Linked DNA regions of Homo sapiens: regions 1 and 3 are each linked to region 2. Evidence: chromatin contacts called from ENCODE Hi-C or POLR2A ChIA-PET data. All regions are on one chromosome and are shown on one strand. Each heading gives the region's core, a stretch centred on a gene start or an enhancer-like site at or near the end of the contact. The rest is flanking DNA. Distances are from core to core; before and after follow the strand shown. Region 1 holds the start of POU2AF1 (POU class 2 homeobox associating factor 1). Region 2 overlaps DLAT (dihydrolipoamide S-acetyltransferase). Region 3 overlaps LOC100132078 (a long non-coding RNA gene).

The links. Hi-C counts contacts between places; a loop is a spot of excess contacts on that map. ChIA-PET counts read pairs that join two places held with the same protein, here RNA polymerase II (POLR2A). Pooled maps may share reads with other maps.
Region 1: a map with no recorded cell type shows a loop between it and region 2 (2.7-fold over the local background). The contact joins the promoter of POU2AF1 here to the enhancer-like site in region 2. A Hi-C loop is called at or near these places in 2 of 37 single-sample maps with no recorded cell type and 1 of 50 pooled maps.
Region 3: a map with no recorded cell type shows a loop between it and region 2 (2.4-fold over the local background). The contact joins two enhancer-like sites. A Hi-C loop is called at or near these places in 1 of 37 single-sample maps with no recorded cell type and 2 of 50 pooled maps. POLR2A ChIA-PET finds 5 or more read pairs at or near these places in 1 of 52 experiments (H1).

Annotation. Positions count from the first base shown.
Region 1 is chr11:111,377,854-111,380,583 of GRCh38, forward strand. It overlaps POU2AF1 (POU class 2 homeobox associating factor 1), which reads right to left and starts at 1,422. Exons shown (of 5, transcript NM_006235.3): 1 at 1,309-1,422. The coding sequence starts at 1,324. RefSeq lists enhancers at 1,349-1,398, 2,049-2,138, 2,359-2,578.
Region 2 is chr11:112,049,567-112,052,266 of GRCh38, forward strand. DLAT (dihydrolipoamide S-acetyltransferase) reads left to right here. Exons shown (of 14, transcript NM_001931.5): 11 at 1,668-1,783. Among named protein-coding and RNA genes, the nearest start is that of PIH1D2, 23 kb to the right of the region's middle. Within about 2 kb of position 1,310, at least 4 of the 41 ENCODE cell types and tissues checked have a DNase peak (open chromatin) inside an H3K27ac peak, as active enhancers do.
Region 3 is chr11:111,412,677-111,415,376 of GRCh38, forward strand. LOC100132078 (a long non-coding RNA gene) reads right to left here. Exons shown (of 4, transcript NR_046085.1): 3 at 2,162-2,305; 4 at 1,566-2,064. It also overlaps a transcript of BTG4 not described here. Among named protein-coding and RNA genes, the nearest start is that of POU2AF1, 35 kb to the left of the region's middle. RefSeq lists an enhancer at 1,596-1,935. Within about 2 kb of position 1,441, at least 4 of the 41 ENCODE cell types and tissues checked have a DNase peak (open chromatin) inside an H3K27ac peak, as active enhancers do.

The DNA.
Region 1 (2,730 bases), core at 172-2,671, 670 kb before region 2:
TGTTGGGAAGAGTGGCGTGCCAACAATTCTTGAATATTCCTAGTTATCTTGGAAGGAGTCCATAACTCTCAAACCCAAATTAAAGCTCATTTCTCTTTATTTTTTTAAAAAATTGACCTTTTGATATCAAACAATGGTGGGTCTTCACAACCTGAGAAATTTTGAAATCACTCTTCTGTGTTACTGGTTAATCAGCTTAATTCCAGAGAAATTTACATAAGACATAAAGCAAACAATAAATTGGTGATGACAGTGTCACATTTTAATCAATGAAGTTATATTTTCCGAACTTTAGTGGATCCAATCAAGTATCTTTCCATAAAATAAAAACATTCCCTAATATATCTTCTTCTGTAAATCTAGATTCTCTTATATTAAGCTTGCTTGAGGCACAGCATACTAAAATTAATTAAAACGAATTTTAAGGAACCAAGAATCTTTAAGAGAAAGACAGAGCAATTTTTGGTCATTCTTCTTGCTTGAGGAAGTATAGAACTAGCCCCAATAAGGTTCAACTCTCAGAAGCTGATGAGTTGACGCTGTTTACCTCGTGAAAAGAATGTTGTAAATAATCTGTATTATTTCAGTTATTAGTAAGGTAAGTCGCTGTTTGGTCCACATAAAGGAAAATAAAGTTCACAATTGTTTCATCCAACTCCGGGGATAAAAATCAAGGCCAAAGATAAACCCACTGCATCCTTTGCAGTGGGATGGACAAGCCTTGTCACAGAAGGGGAAAAAGAATGACGAAAGGCAAGACAGTGGAGCAAGTGAGGACACGCTTCACCGAGCCAGATCTCCACTCCTCCCAGGGTATCCACAGGGACAAGTCACACCTGGCAGAAAGCTAAGTCACTCAGCTAGAAACAGGCCCAGGGAATTCAACAGAAGGCTGAAGAGCCACTGCTTATGGAAATAAAGCCCCTCCTGTAAAGAACTGCATGGCTTTTCCCTCCCAACCCCAAACCCATCCCACATCTGGCTTTTGTTGTGTGAATCATAAACTGCCCTTTCTTCACCACAGTGATTCATGCACAGAAGCGGAGGTACCCTGAGCCGTCCCACCTTGGAACACTAGTTCGTTCCCCTCCAGCCTGGAAAATCAGCATCACCTCTGACAGGCTGGTTTCTCCACCAGGCTCCATCCCGCCCACCTCCCCCCTCCCTGCTCCGGGGCTTGGAACCCAGACCCCCTCCCCCCGTGGCCCCATCACCTCCACCACCAGCTCCCCAATTCCAGACCAAGCTGTGATCGCCCTGCCCCGCTGGCACTCGCTTGGGTCTGACAGCCACAGCCAAACCACTTACGTTTTTGCCAGAGCATGGCCTGTGACAGGATGTTGCCTTTTCTCTTTGAAGCCGACAGTTTGGCTTCTTTAATGTGAGACCGGGGTGTGTTTTCCTCCAGTGGAGCCACCGCTTGAGCTGAGGCTGTTTCCTGGGCTTTTTAAAGGCCTGGGTTCCCGCTGCGTGGGCCGCGTCATCACATCCTCCCACCTCAGGCACCGGTGCAACGTTTCTGCAGCCAGGCCGCCTGTCACCCCACTGTGCGCGCCCCAGCGGCCCCGGCCCAGAGCGCTCCACACTCGGAGCTAGCCAGCTGGGACAGAGCAACAGCGCAGCGCGGGCAGCCACAGCCTGCACCGGCCCCGCGGGGACCTGCTGTGTGTGGGTGTGAAGGTGGTGTGGGGCAAGCTGTGGGAACCCCGTGTCAAGCCCTCCCCAGGCCAGTGATGAGCCCAAAAGCTCCTCTGGAAAACGTTGATCTTTGCACGGCGCCCATGCAGGCTTCCAGGCCACCAGGGCATGGGCAGGACTCAGCCCGCCATGGGCGCCTGCTCAGCGGGAAATGCGATTCCCAGGGGTCACTGGTTCTCAACTGGGAGGAAACACCTGTCATCTCTTCAAGCCTCAGTAAACAACCTCCTCATTCTTTCAATATTGCTTTTCTGTTTATTCCATTTTGAAACACAGTAGCCCCTCCCCTCGCCCCCAGCCACCCCCAAAATGGCAAGGCTTAATCATGCTGAAATATGGGGGCGCTGGCTCTGATGTCGGCTATGCCCACGGAAAAAGAGGCCAACCCTCAAGGAAGGAAGGAGAACATGCCCGTGCTCTTTGACTGGATCTGGGCTTGTAGGCACAAGATGAACAGAGCCTCTTTGCGAGTGCCCACCCACTGATAACAGGAAGCTTCTTTAAGTAAGTCATGGGCTCACCATCTGGAAGTGTAGATGGTGTTGGCTACCGGTTCCTTCACAGTTTGGAAGCCTTCTGCCACTGCATATCTGAGGTCCACATGCTCAGGCTCCAGGGACTCAGTCAGTTTGGGGTCAAGACCCCTTGGCACACCCCCTAGAGCAGGTGTGGGGCCTTGCTGCTCTGCCATCCATACTGCCTCAGAGCCATCTTGCACCACCTAGACCTGATCATGCTATCCCCTAGCCTACAAAGCATTCACCTTCTCCCTTCAGCCACAGAGCTGGAGGCCTAGAAGGCCTCCCACAATCGAGCCGTTGCCTTCCTTTCCAGCCTCACCACCAACTGCCCTCCTACCACTGGTCCCAGTGCCCTCTAAGCACCACCAAACACCCATGCAATTCCCTGCCTTTGACCTTGCCGTCCTCTCTTGCCGGAAGGACAAACCCCCAGCCCAGAGAATACTTGTTCGTCTTCTCAGATCTTAGAGCACTTTGTTCATTATGTGATGGTGAATTGTCACATGACTCT
Region 2 (2,700 bases), core at 60-2,559:
GATTGATTTTTTTTTTTTTTTAAGACTAGTCAGGTATACTAGTGAGAAGGGCGGAAGAGTAGAAAAGAAGTTAGATTTATAATGGACTCTGAGCAATCAATTGAGATAACAATTCATTTTTCTATATTGATCTTTTTTTTCATATACCTGCTGAAATGGGATCTATATTGACCTTGTATCCTGCAAACTTGCTGAAGTCATTTATTAGTTCTTACAGTTTTTTAGTGTATTTCTTAGGTTTTTCTGTAAACAAGATAATGTTATCTGCAAATAGAGATAATTTTACTTTTTTCATTTTGACCTGTATGCCTTTTATTTCCTTTCTTGCCTAATTGCTCTGGCTGGCGCCTCTAGGCAATGTTGAATAGGTGTAGCAGAAGTGAACATCTTGTCTTGTTCTCGATCTTTGGGAGAATAAGTCTTTGGTCATTAAATAGTTGTGAGGTTTCCATAGATCAGGTTGAGCAAGTTCCCTCCTGTTCCCAGTTAGTAAGAGTGTTTTGATCATGAAAAGGGGTATTGAATTTTATCAAATGCTCTTTCTGTGTCTGTTGAGATGATTATGTGTTTTTTGTCCTGTATTCTGTTAGGACATTATTACATTAATGGATTTTCAGATGTTAATGGAAATTTGCATTCTTGGGATAAATCAGATTTGATCATGGTGAATGATCCTTTTTATATATTGCTGGATTTTATTTGCTAGCGTTTTGTTGAAGATTTTTACATCTATATTCATAAGATATTAGTGTGTACTTTTTTTTTTTTTTCTTCTAATGTCGTCTTTGGTTTTGGTATCAGGCTAATCCCGGCCTTACAGAATGTGTGGGGAAGTGTTTCTTGCTCTTCTTTGATTTTTCTTTGAAAGAATTTGTGAGGAATTGATATTAATTCTTCTTTAATATTTGGTAGAATACTGACGAAGCCATTTGGGTCTAAGCTTTTCTACATGGGTAGTTTTTAAATTACCAGTTCAATCTCTTTGTTAGTTATAGGTCTATTCAGAGTTTTTGTTTCTCCTTGGTTCAGTTTTGGTAGCTTGTGTCTGTATGGTTGTTCATAGTATTCCCTATAATTCTTTTTACTTCTGTAAGGTAGATAGTAATGTCCCCTATTTCACTCCTAATTTTAGAAATTCTAGTCTTCTCTCCTCTTCTTGGTCAGTCTAACTAAACATTTATCATTGTGGTTGTCATTTGATTGATCTTTTCAAAGAACCAAATTTTGTTATTGTTGAGATGAATGAAAATGATGACATAACATACTGTAACTTATGGGATTATGCTAAAGCAGTGCTTAGCAGGAAACAGCTGTAAGAGTCCGCATTTAAAAAGATGAAAGAACCAATGTTTGGTTTCATTTCTTTCTTTCCACCTCAGGATATTTGTATATTCTCTTTCTCTTCCTCCTTTTCTCACGATTATACAGTTTTACTCTTTGGTGAGAGAATTTAGAAACTACAGTTGTCCGGGGAGGGAAAGCATTAGGAAAAATAGCTGATGCATGTGAGGCCTAATACCTGGGTGATGGGTTGACAGGTGCAGCAAACCACCATGGCACATGTTTACCTATATAATAAACCTGGACATTCTGCACATGCACCCTGAAACTTAAAATTAAAATTAAAATTAAAAAAGAAGAAACTACAGTTCTTCTTGTCTTTCCAGATATTAGAAGGGAGAAGCAAAATTTCTGTCAATGACTTCATCATAAAAGCTTCAGCTTTGGCATGTTTAAAAGTTCCCGAAGCAAATTCTTCTTGGATGGACACAGTTATAAGACAGTAAGTATAACTGGGGAAGATATATATCCATCGGTAGTTTTCTTGTATTATTTAATGTGTGAGTGGAGTTGAGGGGATAAGGAGAAATGGAATACAGAGAGGCAGATGACTTACATAGGTCAAACAACTTGAAAACAACACAAAAATGTTTATGAGTTACTGCTTTTTACTTTTTTTTCTTACTGGCCCCAATTTTCAACCTTGTTTTTGTTTTTGTTTTTGTTGTTGTTGTTGATTTATTTTTTAAAGAGATAGGGTCTTGCTCTGTTGTCCAGGCTGGTCTTGAACTCTTGGGCTCAAGCAATTCTACAGCCTCGGCCTCCCAAAGTTCTGGGATTTCAGGTGTGAGCCACAGTGTCCAGCCTGCGATATTGCTGGATTTAGCTAGTAAAGGCTATAGATTCTTTGTATGAGTTCAGCAAAGGGAGATTAGTGAACAAATATGTGTAATTAAGTTGATAATGACTGTCACAAAGCAGGGTTAAACAGATGATTTTCATTCTCCTGAACTTTACGGGCAAAATTAGAACAGTAATTGTTAATAATACAATGGTATAGAGTAGTATGGTACTCAGTGTGTCTCTTTTATCTCATTCAATTCTCATGACTATCTTATGATTTAAGTGCTTTCACTTCCATTTCTAGATAAAGAAACAGACTCCGTGAGTTAAGTAACTTGCCCTGAGTTAATAAATTAGTGTTAGGACTGTGATTAGAACCAAGATTCTGACTCCTAAGCCTATTCGTTTCTTGCTGTGTAGATGCTTCTATGTTATTCTTATTCTGAAAGGAAAAAAACAAACTTTTTTCCTTTGTACTTTGCTGTCACACAGTCACAGCACCGCTTCTGTGACCAGATGAGTAGAGGCAGGGGTGGGGAGGGTTTCCCCACACACCAACCAAACAATTAATTCTGC
Region 3 (2,700 bases), core at 191-2,690, 640 kb before region 2:
ACTTTATAGGAAAGAAAACAGAATCCCAAAGAGGTTAAGTGACTTGACCAAGATCACTCAGCTAGCAAATAGCAACACCTACAATAAGACAAAAAAATAAAATCTGTAAGAACCAAGTCATAACGGAAGAATGGCGAGTGGGAAGAAACTAATTTTATCATAAAACTTGGGGAGAGAATGTTATAACTCAACACAAAACTTCATTGTAAGCTTCCTGGAAGCCCAGGGGAGAAGGAAAATGGGTTGGGCTTTATCCAAAGGTTACCTCAGGCAAATTTTAAGAGAGTCTTGTGACACTAGACCAGAAGCATTAAAGACGGGTGGTCGGTGTGAGCAATGCCACTCTAGAAGGCAGAGTCGGAGAGAAGTGCAGAGTCAGAGGCCACTGGGGTAAGTAGATTGAGGTGCCAAAAAGGCCAGCAACAGAGGTGGAGTGAGATAGAGACTAGAAGGAGGTGGAAAAGGTTCCAAACACAGAGAAGGCAAGAGTCAGCGTAAACCATCAATGCAGGGGAGGGTCAGCACTCGAGTGAGTCATGGAAATGCAGAATTCCGATCACAAAGTCCTTTTATACCTTGCTACTTAAAGTGTGGTCCTTGAACCAGCTCAGGAACTTACTAGAAATATAGAATTTCAGGCCCCATCCAGTTCCACTGAATCAGAATCCACATGTTTCACAAGCTCCTCAGGTGATCGGAATGCACACGCCGGTTTGAGAAGCACTGCTTTGGCATGGGCCTTGGTGAATGCCCACATAGCAGTAGACTCTGAACACACACCCAGTGCTGTGATAGGTGCCCTCACATTCATTATCTCCTGGGATCCTCATAACAATCATACAATAAAGATATCCTTTTTGTACTCATTTTACAGATGAGGAAATTGAGGCTTACAGTCATACCTAGTGAGAAACAGAGCTGAGACTTGCCCAAACCAATTACCTTCCATTCCATTCAATTCATTTCTATTGGCATTTCAGTTAGAATTTATCCTGGCCAAGGCAATAGCAGACAAGCTGCTGCTGGCATCATTCTGAAGGGTAGAAGCAGGGGACCTATATCAGAGTGTGTTACAGCAAGCAATGGAGGAAGGCTCAGCAGTAGGTTCTGATCGAAGAGAAGGGGACAGATGAGAGCAGGTAGGATGGATGTCTTCCAAGAAGGTACAACCAGAGCCTTCCGGGAACATGGCAAATTTGGCCCTGAATCCATCCAGAAAACAAGTCCTTCATATTACAACTGGCGTAGCTCCAGCCAGGCCACGCTGCCCTATCTAAGACCCTCCCCTTCCCGCCCCCACCTCAGCTAGCTGCAGTGGTGTGTTACCCTTCTGACTGTTCCGTTCATTCAGCGAAATGTCAGTGTAGGAGCAAACTGAGAGTGAATGTGTCTTTCATTTGCCAATTAGTCATGTACCACCTAACTGCTCATGTGTGTGATTTGAGCACGTGTGTTACATGTTACTTAATTTTTCCTTTATTGGTGATTGGTTTAATGAAGTTGCACATGGGCCAGGATGGTCTTGTATCTAATTGGCTTCCACAGAGTACAAGGTGGACACAGAGTGCATGTTTAATAGATTTTTAATGATGGATCACCTCTTCTAGAGAACAAAACCAGAGCCCTCAGTCCCTCAATGCCCCACCAGGGAGAGCGGTCCAGGTGGAGGAGATGAGTCCTGAGAGCTGAGTGGGTCCACCTACATGGGTTGGCCTGATGGTCCCTTCCTCGCCCAGTTGAACCCTCCTATCAGGGCTCAGGGAATCCCTGACACGCCTCTCCCCTCCTCTTTCATCTTCATGGGAAACAGAAACCACCAAATGTGGGTGTGTTGTGTGAAGACACTAGATGGTGTTCTCGTCCGGGCAGCTGTTTTGCTGTGTTGTTTTCCTGCCCCTTCCTGAGAAGATAAGATCTGGACAGGCTTATGATTCTCTCCCACAGACCCTCAAAGGCAACAAGCAAGCCAAGTTCATTTCTCAGGCACCTTCTCAGAAGCACACCCCACATCAGTATGTTTAATGAGATCCGGGTCACTTGAAAGCAGCAGCGAAAGCAGCTTCCCTAAAACACAGGGCAAGATCAGTGCCTCCTCTGAGCTTCCCTTTCTTCTCCCAAGATCCCCAGGCAAAACTGATTTGCATGGGCAGCCAACTTGTACCTCCTAGAAGGAAACTTGAAGCCTGAAGTCGCTGGAGATACCAACACCTTCCCCAGCTGTAGGGGGGTCGGGGGAGATGAGCACTTAACAGAAAACAAAATTTGCAGGTCTTTGGGGAGGCTGGGGAGAGGGAAGAAGACTGCTCTGGAAAACACAGAAGGAGAATAAAAGACAGAAACAGTTAAAAAGAATAAATGACTATGAGCACAAACTCTGCTACCTGGCTTCAAAATGGGATTGCAGTTGCAAGATGGCCCCAAGATATGAACTAACTCCTCTGGGACCCAGATCGAAGCCCAGGTGGCAACTGCACCTGCCTCACCCAGTGCAGAACACAGAATTAGTCCTGCTCTGCAAAGCCCTGTTATTGGCTTACTGTTACCAGTGACCCCCGCCTCCCCTGCAACCCAAAAGGACGGAAACCTAATTTTGATCACTTTTCCCTCCTCCAAAGCTGCTTCTCCTTCATTCCTCTACAGACCCCCTTATATTGTAAACTGGCAGCTGATAATACCATTCACTTTCAAACCAATGTTTAC